Linked DNA regions of Homo sapiens: region 2 is linked to region 1. Evidence: chromatin contacts called from ENCODE Hi-C or POLR2A ChIA-PET data. All regions are on one chromosome and are shown on one strand. The core of a region is the stretch at or near the end of the contact, and the rest is flanking DNA. Distances in the headings are between cores, read along the strand shown.

The links. Hi-C counts contacts between places; a loop is a spot of excess contacts on that map. ChIA-PET counts read pairs that join two places held with the same protein, here RNA polymerase II (POLR2A). Pooled maps may share reads with other maps.
Region 2: a loop to region 1 is called in a pooled map, with 2.2 times the contacts of the local background. The contact joins the promoter of SCNN1B here to the promoter of COG7 in region 1. A Hi-C loop is called at or near these places in 1 of 50 pooled maps. POLR2A ChIA-PET finds 5 or more read pairs at or near these places in 2 of 52 experiments (AG04450 and WTC11).

What each region holds. Positions count from the first base shown.
Region 1 is chr16:23,449,604-23,455,834 of GRCh38, forward strand. COG7 (component of oligomeric golgi complex 7) reads right to left here and starts at 3,586. Exons shown (of 17, transcript NM_153603.4): 1 at 3,223-3,586. The coding sequence starts at 3,391. LOC124903667 (a long non-coding RNA gene) reads left to right here and starts at 3,140. Exons shown (of 2, transcript XR_007065030.1): 1 at 3,140-3,662; 2 at 5,867-6,186. RefSeq lists enhancers at 3,246-3,575, 3,866-3,915.
Region 2 is chr16:23,298,487-23,304,812 of GRCh38, forward strand. SCNN1B (sodium channel epithelial 1 subunit beta) reads left to right here and starts at 3,816. Exons shown (of 13, transcript NM_000336.3): 1 at 3,816-3,951. RefSeq lists enhancers at 3,014-3,531, 3,532-4,048.

The sequences.
Region 1 (6,231 bases), core at 2,336-4,835:
GGTGGCGCATGCCTATACACCCAGCTACTCGGGAGGCTGAGGCAGGAGAATTGCTTGAACCCGAGAGGCGGAGGTTGCAGTGAGCCGCGATCACGCCATTGCACTCCATCGCACTCCATCCTGGGCAACAAGATTGAAACTCCATCTCAAAAAAAAAAAAAAAACCTCCCACCAATTTCCAAATAGTCCCTGTTCCTGAGGGCAGGAACAAGGATAAGGGGAGGCAAGGAAAGCATTGCAACCCATGTTTCAGAATCACTTAGTTAATACATATAGAGCACCAAAAAGAGTGTCTGACATGTACCAAACCTCATATATGTGCTATTATATCATTATTATTATTATTTTTGAGACAGAGTCTCACTCTGTCACCCAGGCTGGAGTGTAGTGGTGGGATCTCTGCTCACTGCAACTTCTGCCTCCTGGGTTCAAGCGATTCTCCTGCCTCAGCCTCCTGAGTAGCTGGGACTACAGCGCATGTCACCACACCCACCTCTAATTTTGTATTTTTAGTAGAGATGGGGTTTCACCATGTTGACCAGGCTGGTCTGGAACTCCTGACCTCAGGTGATTCTCTCGCCTCAGCCTTCCAAAAGTGCTGAGATTACAGGCATGAGCCACTGCGCCCAGCCAATTTGCTATTATATTATTATTAATGTCCTTTCCTCTTTGCCCTACAAAGTTTTCCTTCAAGGTCTAACACAGGGCAAGTGCTTTATGATTCTCCTAAACAAGAAGTAACTGCACCCTCCTGACAGTTCTCACAACTCCAGATTCTATTCTGAGTAAAGCCATCCGTCATTGTAATTTACTGTTTCTATCTTCCCCAAAGGCAGCAAGCTCGAGCAAGATAAACTTTTCCTCCCCACTGCCCATTTCTGGACACATGCATAGTAGATGCTCAATAATTAGTAAAAGATGCAAGGTACAATAAAGAATAAGGGCTGGGCGCGGTGGCTCACGCCTGTAATCCCAGCACTTTAGGAGGCAAAGGCTGGAGGATCGCCTGAGCTCAGGAGTTTGAGACCAGCCTGGACAACATAGTGAGACCCCATCTCTACAAAAAATCAAAAAATTGTGCCATCTGGCATGGTGGCACAAGCCTGTGGTCCCAGTTATTCAGGAGGCTGGGGCAGGAGAATTCCTCGAGCCCGAGAGGTGAAGCTGCAGTGAGCACTGACCACACCACTGCACTGTAGCCTGGGTGACAAAGTGAGACCCTGTCTCAAAAAAAAAAAGAAAGAAAGAAAACAATCTGCAGTGAAATAGAGCCCCCTCCCTACCTTTTCTTAAACAATGGGCACATCTGGCCGGGCACAGTGGCTCATGCCTGTAATCCCAGCACTTTGGGAGGCCGAGGTGGGTGGATCACCTGAGGTCAGGAGTTCAAGATCAGCCTGGCCAACATCATGAAACCCCATCTCTACTAAAAATACAAAAATTAGCCAGGGGTGGGGCACGCACCTGTAATCCCAGCTACTCAGGAGGTAGAGGCAGGAGAATAACTTGAACTCAGAAGGGGGAGGTTGCAGTGAGCTGAGATGGCGCCACTGCACTCCAGCCAGGGGGAAAGAGCGAGACTTCGTCTCAAAAAAAACAAAAAAACAAACAAAAATGGGAACATCTCTTGGACTATCCACTCCCAGTGGAAGCAGTCTGTTTGGTCTTTCCATCTGAGCCTAGGAGAGAGACTTGTGTGCAGTACGTACTGAATCAACACACAGTGAATCAACACACGGTGAATAAAAGTCAAGTTGAGGAGTTACATGAAATGGTTGCCAGTGCATGTTATTTTTTATAATTTAACTTATCCTCAACAAATGGTTTAGGCCAGGCGTGGTGGCTCACACCAGTAATCCTAGGGCTTTGGGAAGCCAAGATGGGAGGATCACTTGAGGTCAGAAATTTGAGATCAACCTGGGCAACATAGTGCGACCTTGTCTCTAAAAAAAAATTTTTTTTTTTAATTAGCCAGGCATGGTGGCACATGCCTATAGTTCCAGTTACTTGGGAGGCTGAGGCGAGCGGACTGCTTGAACCCAGAGTTTGAGGCTGCAGTGAACTATGATGGTATCACTGCATTCCAGCTTGGGCAGCAGAATGAGGAATGAGACCCTGTCTCAAAAAAAAAAAAAAAAAAAAGGTTTAAGTCTCCACTGAGACCAGCCTATCTTCCTCAGCTGAAATAAAATCCACTAAAACAATGTTTTCTAGATCTGTGTCATTCTCTTATACCTATACTATAATACGTTTTTTCCAGATATATGGATCTGTTGGCTATTCTTTCATACTCTCAAAATTCACTTTTTTTTTCTTTTTACAGTTTATTGTTTGGTACAAAACAGGCTCTTTAACTCTTTGAATAAACACCTCACAGACTCGTGCTCCTAGATTACAAAAAGTCAAAGCCAATTTTCTTTGACACTGGGCTCTTGACTCTGAGATTCAAGTCACTATAACAGAAACTGGAGTTGTTTTATCTTATATTCTGGAAGGTGCCTCAACAAAGACATGTTAAGAACTGGTTAAAACTTCTAGCATTTAAAAAGATCCATCTTGTCTTCCAGTGCCTATGGATAATAATAAAAAGGGAATCCCAGAGATCTGCTATTGAATTATTTAGAGAAGAGCTACTGCAATAAGATCCACTCTTTTAAGTTCCAAAAGGAAACTTCAGGCCAGATGTGGTGGCTCACAGGTATAATCACAGTACTTTGGGAGGCCAAGACTGGAAAACCCATTATGCCCAGGAATTTGAATTTGAGACCAGCCTGGCAACACAGTGAGATCCCATCTCTACAATTTTTTTTTTAAACAGAATTTGTGGGGCGCGGTGGCTCGCGCCTGTAGTCCTAGCGACTCGAGAGGCGAGAGGATCGCTTGAGTGCAGGAGTTCGAGGCTGCAGTGAGCTATGATCGAGCCACTGTAGAGAGACCCTGTTTCAAAAGAAAAAACAAAGAGAAAGAAAGAAAAGAAAAAGGAAACTTATAGCCCAGCCAGAGGAGGAAAAACAACACCCAAAATTAGCAAGTGTTCAAGACAGCCCGGCACCCAGCTGAGACTCCCGCTGACGTGATCAGGAGTTCGGGGCTTGCTCTTTTGCCGAGGGTATTTGCTGTCCATGCGTGCCCCGCCCACCTGAGTGCCTCACGCAAGTTCGGTGACCTCTGCCCAGCCGAGAGCAGGGGAGGGTCCCGCGGCCAGGGCCCCGAGCGGCTCACCCTCCACGGCGTGGTTCACCTCTTGGATGAACAGCTGCAGCTTCATCACCAGGGTGGCTGCGTGGCCATCCGCCTTCCCGGACGCCGCCTCCTTGGAGCCGGCCCTGAAGGCCGCATTGATCCACTCCTTCACGTCGAAGTCGTCTGCCAGGAACTTGGAGAAGTCCATGGCGGAACTGCCTCAGGCCTGGCGTCCAGAACTTAAGAGTTGGCTCCGGGCGGCAACGGGGATGCAGAAGCGAGCGAGCCTGCGAGAGCACCGAGGCTAGCCTCCGAGGCGAACCCCAGAAACGCCAGGACGGGTAACTTGCCCCTTTGCGCTTCCCCGCTCAGCGCACTCAGTTTGCGGCTGGGAATGACCCTCGCCGCCCGCCGTTCTTCTTCCGGAAGTCGTTGGCCGTTACCATAGTGACTGCAGGCGTCCGGAGCGCTGAGCAGAGGTGGGTGTGGGAAAACGCCCCGGACTGAGAGCTCCCGGCACCGACAAATATCCCATGTCTGCTAACATTTGCCGAGGACTAAACTATATGCTTACTATAAAGCCCTGACATACATTAGCGCATTTACGCGGTGGCTCGCGCCTGTAATCCCAGCTCTTTAGGAAGCTGACGCGGGAGAATCGCTTGAGGCCAGGAGTTCTAGGACAGCCTGGGCAACAGTGGAGCGCAGTGGGCAGCAATGGAGTGCAATTGAACGATCTCTGCTCACTACAGCCTCAAATTCCTGGGCAATTGAACGATCTCAGCTCACTGCAGCCTCAAATTTCTGGGCTCCAGCGATCCTCCCACCTCAGCCTCCAGAGTAGCTGGGACTACAGGCGCGCGACAACACGCCCGGCTATTTCTTTCTTTTTCTTTCTTTCTTTATTTTTTTCTGAGACGGAGTCTTGCTCTGTCGCCCAGGTTGGAGCGAAGTGACGCGATCTCGGCTCACTGCAACCTCCGCCTCCCAGGTTCAAGCGAGTGTCTTGCCTCAGCCTCCCGAGTAGCTGGGATTACAGGCGCGTGCCACCACGCCCGGCTACTTTTTGTATTATTAGTAGAGATGGGGTTTCACCACGCTGGCCAGGCTGGCCTCAAACTCCCAACCTCAGGTGATCCGCCTGCCTCGGCCTCCCAAAGTGTTGGGATCACAGGCGTGAGTCACCGCGCCTGGCCTAACTAATTATTTTCTTAATGATGTGTTTTGAGGTGCAGACCTTTTAAAGTTTGTTAAGTTCCTTATCACCTTTTTTTATGGATCATGCTTTTGGTGTTGCGGCTGAGAAATCTGTGCATAACCCATAATCACAAACAATTTCTCAGCCTGGGCAACATAGGAAGACCCCGTCTCTGCAAAAAAATTAAAAATTAGCTGAGTGTGGTGGCGCACACCTGTAGTCTCAGCTACTCGAGAGGCTGGGGTGAGAGGATTGCCTGAGCCCAGGAGGTCGAGGCTGCAGTGAGCTGTGATCACGCCACTGCACTCCAGCCTGGGTGACAGAGCGAGACCCTGTCTCGAAAAGAAAAGAAGAAAAGGTAGGGGAAGGTATGAGGGTATTCTTTAGGTTCTAAGTTTTTATGTTGTTTCAAGAGTGGGACCAACCCAAGGGGGAGGACAAGATGTCATCCTTGGAAACCCTACAGGGGACAGTTTTCCAGGTTGGCCTGCCATTGGGGTATGAGTGGCTGGCTGCCATCTCCAGGCCTGATAGTCACTCGTTTTTCATTGGCATCTCCCTTGGTTTGTCTCATTCTTCTGGGTTGAGTAGGTTTTAACTGGGGTAACCCTTCTGCTAGGAGTCCCAGTTATTTGGGGGGAGGGGAGAGGAGGGAAGGAGAGAGGAGGGGAGCAATGCAGGGAGGGGAGACGAGGGGAGCAATCTGATAGTGTAAGTCCTCTTACTTTGCTCTTGTTAAAAATTTAGGCAGGACACAGTGGCTCACGCCTGTAATCCCAGCACTTTGGGAGGCCGAGGCAGGCAGATGATGAGGTCAGGAGTTTGAGACCAGCCTGACCAACATGGTCAAACCCCATCTCTACTAATAATAAAAAAATTAGCTGGGCATGGTGGCACGCGCCTGTAATCCCAGCCACTCAGGAGGCAGAGGCAGGAGAATCGCTTGAACCTAGGAGGCAGAGGTTGCAGTGAACCGAGATCCGCCACTGCACTCCAGCCTGGGCAACAGACCGAGACTCCATCCCCCCCAAAAAAAAAAAAAATCCTGCTGGGATTTTGACAGGGATTATGTTGAACTGTTGAATTGTTGGATTAATTTTAGGAGAATTGCCATCATGACAATATTGACTGTTCCAATCCATAGCATGAAACGCCTCTTCATTTATTTAGATGGGAATTTTTCAGCCTTGGCACTACTGAGCCCAGATAATTTTTAGTTATGGGGGCTGTCCTATGCATTGTAAGATATTTCGCAGCATCCCTGGCCGCTACCCATTAGGAGCAACATCCTCTCCAAGTTGTGGCAACCAAAAATCTGTCCACACAGTGCCAAGTGTTCCCTAGTAGGAATCACCCCTGGGGATTTAGATCTGATTTAGATCTTCTTTAATTTCTCTCAGCAATATTTTGTAGTTTTCATTGTATAATACAAGTCTTGCACTTATTTTGTTAAATTTATTTATTTATAAGTATTTCCTTTTCTAGGTGCAGTGGCTCATGCCTGCAATCCCAGCACTTTGGGAGGCCGAGGCAGGAGGATCACAAGGTCAGGAGTTCCATACAAGACTAGCCTGCCCAACATGGTGAAACCCCGTCTCTACTGAAAATACAAAAACAGCCTGGCGTGGTTGTGTGCACCTGTAATCCCAGCTACTCAGGAGGCTGAGGCAGGAGAACTGCTTGAACCCGGGAGGCAAAGGTTGCAGTGAACAGAGATCGGGCCACTGTTATCCAGCCTGGGTGACAGAGTGAGACTCCATCTCAAAAAATAAATAAATAAAATAAGTATTTCCTTTTAATGCTAACATGAATGGAATTTTCTTAATTTTCATAGTTTCTTGTTACAGAAA
Region 2 (6,326 bases), core at 2,566-5,065, 150 kb before region 1:
GGTAACTTCCCGGCGTTGCCATGACAATGGTAAACTATAATGGCACTGATGGCCTTGTTTCATGGAGAGGTGCTGTTGGTGCCTCTTCCGTGTTTGGCCAGTATTCAAACTTATCCAGAGTCAAGTTTTGCCTACTTCCTACCTCAAAACGATCCACAGTTCTAAACAGCTGGCTAAAGTCCATATGGATGCTGTCTAATGGTGTCAGACTGTAGACCCTAATAAAAAGGGGAAACAAGTTGGTTTTCTCCTCAGGAGGCCAAGTTAACTACAGAACACAACACTCTTTGTTCATAGTTGCTTAAACATTCATGCCTTAAAACTTGCCAGCCTAACATCAACCAGTCTGGAGTTCCCAGACATCCCAAAACTCCAACTCTCCAACAATGGAAATCATGACACAGAATGAAGATGTCAGTTGTATAAAGCTGGTCACAACAGCACAGTTCCACAGGGGACTCATTCTAAAACTGTCCAACAGGGCCCCAAAAGAAAACCTTCAAAAATAACGTATTGGGTTGAACCATATGAAATTGCTATGTTCTTTTTTTTGCTTTTTGCTTTTTCTTTTTCTTTTTTTTTTTTTTTTTCGAGATTGAGTCTCACTCTGTCACCCAGGCTAGAGTGCAGTGGCACAATCTTGGCTCACTGCAACCTCCGCCTCCCGGGTTCAAGTGATTCTCCCACCTCAGCCTCTTGAGAAGCTGGGATTACAGGTGCGCACCACCATGCCTGGCTAATTTTTTGTATTTTAGTAGAGATGGGGCTTCACCATGTTGCCCAGGCTGGTCTCGAACTCCTGAGCTCAGGCAATCCGCCCACCTTGGCCTCCCAAAGTGCTAGGATTACAGGCATTAGCCACCCCGCCCAGCCGAAATTGCTATTTTCATAGGTCAATAATAGTCAAATATCAACAATTTTATATGGTCACAACCAAATACACCTGGGAAGCATTGATTTTCAAAGTGAGGTCCACAGACCCCTGGGAGGTCCCAGAGATCCTTTCAGGAGAAACTGTGAGGTCAAAATCACTTTCATAAGAATCCTAAGATGTTATTTGCCTTTTTCACCTGTGGACATTTTCCCTGACAGTGCAAAAGCAATGGTAGGTCATCACTGGTCATTACAGAAATGCAAATCAAAACCACAATGAGATACCATCTCACACCAGTTAGAATGGCAATCATTAAAAAGTCAGGAAACAACAGATGCTGGAGAGGATGTGGAGAAATAGGAACGCTTTTACACTGTTGGTTGGAGTGTAAATTAGTTCAACCATTGTGGAAGACAGTATCGCGATTCCTCAAGGATCTAGAACAAGAAATACCATTTGACTCAGCAGTCCCGTTACTGGGTATATACCCAAAGGATTATAAATCATGCTGCTATAAAGACACATGCACATGTATGTTTATTGCGGCACTATTCACAATAGCAAAGACTTGGAACCAACCCAAATGCCCATCAATGATAGACTGGATAAAGAAAATGTGGCACATATACACCATGAAATACTATGCAGCCATAAAAAAGGATGAGTTCATGTCCTTTGCAGGGACATGGATGAAGCTGGAAACCATCACTCTCAGCAAACTGACACAGGAACAGAAAACCAAACACTGCATGTTCTCACTCATAAGTGGGAGTTGAACAATGAGAACACATGGACACAGGGAGGGGAGCATCACACACCAGAGCCTGTCAGGGGGTGGAGGGCTAGGGGACGGAGAGCATTAGGAGAAATACCTAATGTAGATGATGGGTTGATGGGTGCAGCAAACCACCATGGCACGTGTATACCTGTGTAACAAACCTGCACGTTCTGCACATGTATCCCAGAACTTAAAGTATAATAATAATAAATAAAAAAGACTGAAAAAAAAAGCAATGGTGGGTCAAGTTATATGAAGCTGAATTTACTTCATTTACTTCAACTAAAACAACAGATTGCAGCCGACTGAATACGAGAATCCAGCTGTCTCTTATTAAGCCAAGCATTAAAGAGATTTGCAAAAATGCTAAACAGTGCCCTTCCCACTGATTTTTTTTTTTTGAAAAATATTTTTCAGCCAGGCATGATGGCTCACACCTGTTATCTCAGCTCTTTGGGAGGCTGAAGTGGGAAGATTGCTTGAGGCCAGGTATTTGAGACCAGCTTGGGTAACACAGCAAGACTTTGTCTCCAGAAAAATAAACTTTTTTTAATTAGCCGGAAGCAGTGGCACACACACCTTGTAGTCCCAGCTAAGGCAGGAAGATGGCTTGAGCCCAAGAGTTTGAGGCTGCAGGGGTCACACCACTGCGCTCTAGCCTGGGCAACAAATTGAGACCCTGTCTCTCTTTACCAAAAAAAGAAAAAAATTGTAAAAAAGCCTTTTATTTATGTCAACAAGTAGTGGGTTTATTATAGTGTAATGCATTAATAAATATTTTTAGGTATCAGTTTTAGTTTCTCATATGGAAAGTATCATTATATAAACAAAATAACATATATGTGTTAAAAACACGTGTGTGTGTGTGTGTGTGTGTGTGTGTATTCCACATAAACAAAAAGTCTCAGGTATTCTGTAATTTTTAAAAGTACAGAAGATTCCTGGCTGGGCATGGTGGCTCACACCTGTAATCCCAACACTTTGGGAGCCCGAGGCGGGTGGATCACTTGAGTCCAGGAGTTCCAGACCAGCCTGGCCAATATGAAGAAAACCCATCTCTACAAAAAACACAAATTAGCCGGGCATGGTGGTGCATGCCTGTAATCCCAGCTACTAGGGAGGCTGAGGCAGGAGAATTGCTTGATTCCGGGAAGTGGAGGTTACAGTGAGCTGAGATGACACCACTGCACTCCAGCCTGGGCAACAGAGTGAGACTCTGTCAAAAAAAAAAGAAAGAAAGAAAGAAGAAAGAGAGAGGTAGGGAGGGAGGGAGGTGGAGAGAGAGAGAGAGAAAGAAAGGAAAGAGAAAGAAAGAAAAGAAAAGAAAAATACAAAAGATTCCTAAGACCAAAAATTTTGAGAATGACTGCATTAAGACAATCTATGGAGAAATATACAGGAAACTAAGTGTTAAGGATATTGGCAAGAAAGTGGCTGAAATGATAGTCCTGAAACCTTGACTTGATGAGAAGAGAAAAGAAAAGGAAGGGAAGATTCGAGGAAATGCGCAAGGCCCGCCAGTGCCCTGAGGCTAGAGCACAGGTGTAGTGGGCACTCCAGAGGGGGCCAGAGTTCCCAATCTCGGGGTGGGCTGTTTGAATTTCTAATGCAAAGATAGGACCTATCGGGGATGACTGAGATCTGGGAGGTCTCCACCTTGGTGGAGGTGGAAGAGGCGGAGGGAAGAACGTTCCTGGGAAAAGTGGCTGCATATGTCCCCCTAAAGTCACCAACTTGCCCAGAGGACACTGTGTCTGCAGGGGTGTGGATGTGATGGGGGCGCGCCTGTACTGGTGAGCGCGATGCTTCGCCTAGGTGAACGGGACAGGTACACGCGTGGGGTGGGATGGAGTGTTCATATATGTGGCTTGTGATATGTACTGAGGGGACGTGGGGTACACTCGGATGAGGGGTCTGTGGACATATTCGTGGCGCATGTGGGTATCGCTGGTGTCCCGAGGTGGGGAGGGAGAATGCGGAGCGCGTGCGTGCGGGGGGCGTCCAGTGTCCCTGAACCTGGCGTGTGGGGGCTGGAGCTTATTGGGAGGCGAGGGAGGTGGCCAGGGGAGCCGGGACCGTGCGTGTGGCCAGGCCGGTAGCGCCCAGTAAGCTCCACCCGCGGGCGCTCCCCGTGCTTCCCCGCCCCTGAACCTGCTCCCTCCCAGTCGGTCTCGCCGCGCTCGCCGGGTGTCCCAGTGTCACCAACACTCGGCCGCCGCCGCCAGCTTGGCGCGCACCGCCGCCTCCGCCACCGCCGACAGCGCGCATCCTCCGTGTCCCCGCTCCGCCGCCCGAGCAGGTATGACGGCGAACCCTGGCTCGCACCCGGTCTCCCGCGCGCTGCCCGGAGTCCCTGCGCGCGCGCCTTCTCCTGCCCAACCCCGGCCCGCGAGCTCCTGTCCCGGCCTCAGTTTCCCACGGGAGGGCGCTTGGGTGCCTGTCTGAGGCGCCTGGGACCCGGCCTGGGGACTGAACGGGTTGGGGGCGGAGGGGAGAGCTGGAGGCTGGGAAAAGCCCCCAGGGTGCAGAAGGCAGACGGGGCCAGGGTCCCCGGCGTGTCTGGGACCTCAGAGACGGCGGCAAAGTCCTGGCATAGAGTGGGCGGGGCAAGAAGTTGTTCAAGAGGTGACAACAATGAAACTCGAGAGCGCTTTCTACGTGCTGGGCACAGCTCAGCAGAGCGCCTTGCTCAAACGACCTAACTTCGCTCACAGGGCATCCCTGTGGGGTGGTTCTCTTGCTGTCCCCATTTTGCAGAGGTGCAAACTGAGGGTCAGAGGGTGGGGAAGCTTCCCTACGTCCCAGGAACAAGTTGCTGAGCTCAGATTTGAACCCAGGCAGTCCGACCCTGGAGCCTACCTCGTGGGCTGTCAGTGGCGTCCGGGGAACGTGGGTTTCATTTGGGGTGATGTGGTGGAGGAGGCCAGATCCGAACGCCCTGCAGTTGTCTGCGCTGAGGATTCTCAAGTGCTAAGTTGATGTCTGGACAATGTCATATGACTTAGGTGTGCTGTGGAGGGAAAGGGTCTGGGATATAGTACAGGGACATTCTCACTCTAGCGTGGAGGGGGAAAATGAGGCACAGAGTTTAGGGAGGAAGCAGCAGAGACCTCCAGTCCACAAAAGGCACATCTTCCCACTCACCTCCACCAGGGAGTAGGGGCAGAACAACCAAGACTGGCTTTGGTCCCTGGCAGCCCAGCTCTCACAAAGCCGGGTGGATGGGTCTGAAAGCTCCCAGAGACCTGAGCACCCCTGTCTCAGATCCCAGCATCCGTGAGTGACCCAACCTGCCTACCCATTGAGCTGTGTAATTCCATGCAGAACACAGGGATCCATTCTTCTTCCTCTGTAATCTTCCACCCCTGCCCTCCCAGCTCCCCAAAGGTAAACACCTTCATAATTTGGAGTGTTTCCTTCTAGACCCTTTCCCCCACCTACACAGTCATATATACAGAGCCATAGAAAATATGTAAAATACTTAGTAATGTAGTAATGTTGTAGGTGGATATTTAATAGAAATGATGCAACCCTTGGGAGGCTGAGGAGGGCGGATCACTTGAGGTCAGGAGTTTGAGACCAGCCCAGCCTACATGGTGAAACCCCATTTCTACAAAAAAAAAAAAAAAAATTAGCCGGGCATAGTGGTATGTGCCTGTAATCCCAGCTACTCAGGAGGCTGACGCAGGTGGATCGCTTGAACCCAGGAGGTGGAGGTTGCAGTGAGCTGAGATGGCACCATTGCACTCTAGCCTGAGTGAAAGAGCAAGACTCTGTTTCAGAAAAATAGAACTAGAAGTAGAAATGGTACAACCCACCTATGTCATTCTGCAACTTGAGCCCTCTCATCACCAGTTATCCATGCTGCTGCATATAAACCCAGCTTATTTATTTAAACTGCTGCATGGATTCCCGCCGTGGATAATGCCTACCGATGGGAATTTAGGTGACAAAAATTTTCAGGTTGGTTTTTATTTCAGCATCTTCTATAAATTGTTATCTCTGGGTTAAGTTCAATTTATTTTTCTTTATCCTAAACTAACTTCACAGGATCTGAATTTAGGGGATGAGGTCCTCTCTTTTCCACTGCTCACATACGGACCCATGAATGCATGCACACACACACATGCACACATGTGTGTACATATGCATGTTCACACACAAGCACACACGGGCACACATACATGAGACATACACACAAGCAAGTGTACATGCATGCATACACACACACAGGTGTGTGCACACACCTCTATTCTGTCTATGACCAAGGACAAACACCACACTTTCTCTAGCTGCAGTCTCTGCAGGTCCCTAAGGCTGAGACTCAGCCAGGCCACTAGTTCTGCCTGGCCATGCCCCAATGGGCAGAGGTTCCATCGGGGCCACCTCCAGGGGTTCTCTCTAGATGCCCTCCAAAGCCAAACTCAGCCTCCAATAGCAGACAGAAGGAGCTGAGAACCACGAACCACGGACTGGCAGATTGGACTGTCCAGGGTCCTGTTTGTGTACCACAAACTGTAGGTCCAGGCTGTGGCCTAAAGAGAGTGTGTTTGCTATAGACTGACAGGACCCTTAAAAGTTTGGTGGAACCCATGATCTGGGTTGATGAAAAGCTAGAATCAGAGACACTACATTATAATCCCAGCTTCACCCCTTCCTAGTTCAGGCAATTCC